Regions from separate parts of the Homo sapiens genome. Here region 2 is linked to region 1. Evidence: chromatin loops called from intact Hi-C (ENCODE). Cell type or tissue: endothelial cell of umbilical vein. All regions are shown on one strand.

Region 1 (2,500 bases):
AGCCGCTGGGTTGGCGGAAGAGCTGGACGCCGAGCTAGAGGACGAGGCAGAGCTGGACACAGCTGGCGGCGTGAATTGGCCACTGCTTTCGGAGCCCGAGCTCTCCCGCACTGGAGAGGACTTCTTCTTGGCTGGGCGGCTCTTGGTTCCGCTCCCGCTCTGCTGCTGCTGGCGGCATTTGGCGCGGCGGTTCTTGAACCAGACCTGCAGTGGGCCGGATGGGGGAGAGTGGGTCAAAGGGAGCTAGGGGAGCTTGTTGCTCCACCGCCCCGCGGACCCAACTCCCGGTCCAGAATATCGCAATCCTTTCTCACCGAGGCCTCCGCCCCTTCCTGTCTCTGGCCTGGCCAGACCCTGCCCCCTACCTCGGTTCCCAGCTCCTCCACCCTCCCCCATCCTTCTGCTCAAAGCCCCTCCTCAGCTGGCTCCAGAGCAGGGATGCGCACCTCCCCACCCCTACCGCAACTCTGCCCTAGGGCGGAATATTTCAGTCTGCCCAGTCAGAAGTTCTGCCATCTCTAAATTGCTGCTGTTGGCTGCTTCCGTGTATGTTTGGAGGCCCCGTGTGTGTTTGGAGGCCCAGTTTTCTACTAACAGAGCTCAGGCAACAGTGGAGAGGTACAGAGCCGAAGAGTGTGGAACAGTCACCAAGTCTAGGGCCTGAGCCGTTTCACTGAGCAGCTCCTGGAGGCCAGAACTGGGCAGGGCGAGTATTTGGGTGGGGGTAGGAGCAAGGCCAGAGGCTAAACAGAGGTAGTACTTGAGGGACTCGGGAAGGAAGCCTGGGTGGGATTTCGTTGGCCCTTTGGCTCCAGGTGGGGAACCAAATGGAATGGTTACTCTTCTAGGAGAGCCCCAGCACATGGCACTGCATTCCTGGTCCCCCTTCTCAAGCTTTCGAGTAAAGGAGGCGAGACTCTTGAGGAGAGTTCTGAGTTAGAATCCGAACGTTATCATCGGAACCCTTTCATCTCAAAAACAGAAATAAGAAAGCCGGCAGCAGGATTTTGCACTTAGCATCCTCTGTAAGCAGAGGAAGCGTCTAATGAGACCCAGGCAGAGCACCAGGCTCCAGCCAATCTCCGCTCTTCCATTTCTAGGATTCCCGGGGTGGAAGACAAGGGCAGAGGCAGAATTCAGGCCTCTAAGGGAAACTGCCAAGTCCTGGGGCAGGCGAAGAAGCAGGGGCAAGTGTCAGGCCCGCAGGGCGCTTTACATTCGGGAGCTTCCCTAGTCCTCCGGCAATTCTAAAAAGTACTTTCGATACCGACACCGAAGGCGCCCTAGGGCTAAAGGCGGAATCCAGGGCTCTAAGCCATTTCCTTTAACTTTTGCCCCCTTTCCTGGCTGGGGCCCAGCGCTAGGGGGAGTCCGAGAGCGGCTGCCCAGTCTGTAAGCCCACCCCCACAGGATGGTCTCCTCAAGAACTACTCAAGAGCCTTCCTAGACCTTCCCCGAGCAGCCTCAGCTCCCCTACCCAGACCCTGGAGCCCGGGGAGTGCGCACCTGGACTCTAGACTCCGGCAGGTTGATCTTGAGCGCCACCTCCTCCCGCATGAAGATGTCAGGGTAGCGAGTCTTGGCGAAGAGCGCCTCGAGCACGTCCAGCTGTGAACGCGTGAAGGTGGTGCGCTCCCGCCGCTGCTTCCGCGGAGTGGCTGCGGGGACACGCGGGGGCGCCGCGGGTCATTGGTGGCCACGTGGACCCGCGATAGAGGACTCGGGCAGGCCCCTGGCAGGCCCAGATCTCGGCCTTCGCAAAAGAAAGCCGAACTGGGAATAAAAGAAACTCCCTCGGGCGGCCGAGCCTGAGAGGCCACAGGTGGGAGAAAGTGCAGATGTGCGACTAGAAGCCAGTGTCTCCAAGATTCGAGGGCTGCCCCTCTCTATGCCTCTCAGAGGTTAAAAAAGTTAAGAGAAGTCTACAATCTCCCTTCTTCTACATCCCCTCTCCCCTGCACACACACACGCACACGCACACACACGCACACACACACTCTGGATGGGGGACAGGGAGTGGGGAAGAGGTAGGCAGAAACACGACCTGAAAAACACTTTCGGAGAAAATAAATGAGGTAAAGGAGCGGGAGCTAAAAAAGAAACCCCGGCTTTGGCTCAAGTCGTCCTCTACAGCAGCGCAAAAATGGGTGCAGGACATCGATTTAGAGGACAATTTAATTAGGGAGGAAGAATACTCCTTCAGTGCAGCCTGCCGCTTCGCATAAGGAAAGTTTGGCTCTTTCTGTCAGGGCCTAACGAGTGTCCAGATTACACATTCCATGTTGGGGAAAAAGGAAAAATACTAGCCGCCCCTGGGTAGCGAATCCGCAAGTAAATGAGCTCTGCGCTGGCGGTGGGACCACAACCGGAGAAAGGTTGCCGGTGATCCGGCCGGGAAGGCGCATATTGCGCGTTTTCTCAGCCCTGGCCACCTCACACGCCCACGACTCTGCCCCATGCGCCGGCAGTGGGCCCTGTATTGTAAACAGACAGTGGGCCC
Region 2 (2,500 bases), 580 kb after region 1:
CAGCTATTCCAGACCCCTTTGGATACCATTCTTGCTCTTCTTCTTTTCCATCTCTTTTAATATATGAATGCATTTCACTTCCCTAGCTTAAATACATACAGATAGTCCCTGATTTATGATGGTGCAACTTAGGATTTTTCAACTTTACAATGGGTTTATCAGGGTATCAGATGCATTTTTTACTTCAATATTTTTTACTTACAATGGGTTTATCAGGGTGTAGCTCCATCATAAGCTGAAGAGTGCCTGTATCCACATAGCCTCCCGCTCCTGTCTTTCTGCAGAAGCTGTTGTGAATCTGCATCACTGAAGAGCAGCCATCTTCTTACCTGGTGGTAGTGGAAGGCTGAGGGACTGCTGCCTCCCACCAATGCCCTCCCTGTCTGGTTTTTGGATAAGAGTCAGGCTGCAAGCTTCCAGAGCATCACAGTAGATGCTGCATAGTGCCTAGAGTGAAGCCCACAGCAAACCTGCAGGGAGCCAGCCTTTTTCTGCAACAACATACATAGAAAATGGGCATTTTTGTGCCCTATATTCAAGAAAATGGATACAACTGCCACCCCAAGAGCTGAGGGGCTCCCTATCTTATTTGACAAAGCATGACCCCCTTGCAGCACATCAGTGGGCTGACCGCCCCCAGTGGGAAGGCTGCTTGCTGGGCACGCAGGCAGTGGCCAGAGCTCTGACACCGTGGTAGGTCCTGGGAACACACTGAGCTGGCTCCCTCTCCCTCAGCTTCTAATGAACACGAGCATTTGCTTGACATTTTCCTGCACATTCTTACATTTGCCAACTGCCTCCCCGCCCCCATCCACACATTCCACAACATGGCAATTAATTGTTCTCTGCTGTTCAGCAGCATTGGTCTGCACAGCCGCAAGTGTAGTCATGTTTTGTTCCTGATTTAATCAGTGGCTATCCCTGACTGTCCCTCAAAAAACAGACAAAACCAGCCAGCTGCAGACCCAGCTGTCAGCGAGCCCGACACTGGCATTCAAGTGGCCGCAAGAGAACCCATACAGTGCCCAGAGAGAGCCCATTCTTTTCTTTTCTCCTCTTTACAATTGACAGGCTCTGAGAAAGGAAACGTGAGCTCTGGGCTTGGCAGCAGGGCAGGAGGCTCTTGTTAACAGCTTGCCTTCCTGTTTATATGGGGTCTGGCAAAACTGTTAATTTCTCTCACGGAGGTGACAAATGGGAAACCCAGAACCGCCAGGGAGCAGCAGCCTAGAAAACAGCCCAGGCGTGACTTGTTGAAGCAAGGCCAGGGGGCTGGAAATGGGTGGGCAGGGACTCTCGTAGGTTCCCGGGCCCACTGGAGAGGACAGCCGCACTCAGCGGTCCCTCTCGAAGAGGCGCTGAGCCCGGCTGCGTGGGCATGCCTCTGCCGCTGTGCCCCAAGACAGGACAGACACAGTGGAGTGCCTGTGGTGCGGCTCAGAGGCTGCTTCCCAAATTAGCATCTGTGCTAGGACCTGCCGGGTCTGTCCTCACCATCCTTGAGTGGCCTTGGTCTGGCTCAGAAGCTGAAAACACCCCAGGAAATACACCAGGGTTGGGCAGCCCCCTTCCTGCTGCTTCTCCTGGAGCTTCTCCTGCAGCATCCTAAACCCTAGGCAGTGTTTCTCCTGCTGCTTGCACATGGAAAGCACCTGGAGAACATCAGGTTTAATTGTTCTAAGATAGGACCTGGGTGCTGATCTTTTTAAAAAGCGTCCCAAGTGATTCCAATAGGCAGCCGGGGTGGTGAACTATCATCAAGGGTAGATTGCTGTTGCTGTTTTTAGTTTCATTATCAATCATTATTATTATCTGAAGTTAAATGCTGGCTTATTTCAAAAGCCTATTTGCAGGGGTGGGATAGAGGCAAGGAACGAGATGAGGAAACAGATTCCAACAGTCAGAGACCCTCGGAAGATGAATAATAGCCCCAGTTTAACTGGGACTGGGGATATGGGTTTAGGGTAGTTTTCCTGGGATGTGGAATTTTCAGAGCCAAAACTAGAAAAGTCTGTCATGCTACCAGCCCCCAGGGCACCCTGGGCTGTGTCTCCCATGGGTTCACCGGCCCTCTGATCCTCTTCAAGGGGTAAGGTCTTATTCATGTTTGTATTCCCCAGTAGCTGCCATACAGTAGGTGTTCATTATCTAGTCCTGAATTTGCTGCCTCCTGTTTAATTCAACAAAGACCCCTTAGCTGCTGCTATTTTATGTAGGAACGTTACCGTGCTTTCATGGCCTGAAGAAAGACATAGTATTATTTGTTCTGGAGACAGACGCAGCTTCAGCGTGGGTTGAAGAGCAGGTTGTGGGCTGAGCTTTGGGAGAGATTTGCAAGCCTGTGGACATGGAATGCTGTGGCTGCAAACATTTCAGGGAAATGGAGCTATTCTCACCACAGATATAGATCTCATTTAAATATCCCTCTCCACACAATTTTCCTATCAAAGCAACTGGACTGCAAAACTGAACTATTTTGGAAGTTTTGTCTCTTATAAAA

What was found. A loop is a pair of places that touch in the nucleus more often than their neighbours do. Peaks named below come from ENCODE experiments on the same cell type or tissue, not always from the same donor. Only the 100,000 strongest peaks of a DNase experiment are listed, where the experiment ranks them.
Region 2: a loop joins it to region 1, with 2.5 times the contacts of the local background. A loop is called at or near these places in 1 of 110 quality-filtered maps.

Annotation. Positions count from the first base shown.
Region 1 is chr2:63,053,205-63,055,704 of GRCh38, reverse strand. OTX1 (orthodenticle homeobox 1) reads right to left here. Exons shown (of 5, transcript NM_014562.4): 4 at 1,507-1,658; 5 at 1-204. Among named protein-coding and RNA genes, the nearest start is that of OTX1, 3.6 kb to the right of the region's middle. RefSeq lists enhancers at 1,425-1,474, 1,121-2,067. In endothelial cell of umbilical vein, a CTCF peak has its summit at 1,338; no DNase peak of the experiment used is centred here; H3K4me3 peaks cover 143 bases; H3K27me3 peaks cover 2,358 bases.
Region 2 is chr2:62,474,210-62,476,709 of GRCh38, reverse strand. It overlaps a transcript of TMEM17 not described here. Among named protein-coding and RNA genes, the nearest start is that of TMEM17, 31 kb to the left of the region's middle. RefSeq lists an enhancer at 362-1,094. In endothelial cell of umbilical vein, no CTCF peak of the experiment used is centred here; a DNase peak (open chromatin) is centred at 1,099; H3K27ac peaks cover 910 bases.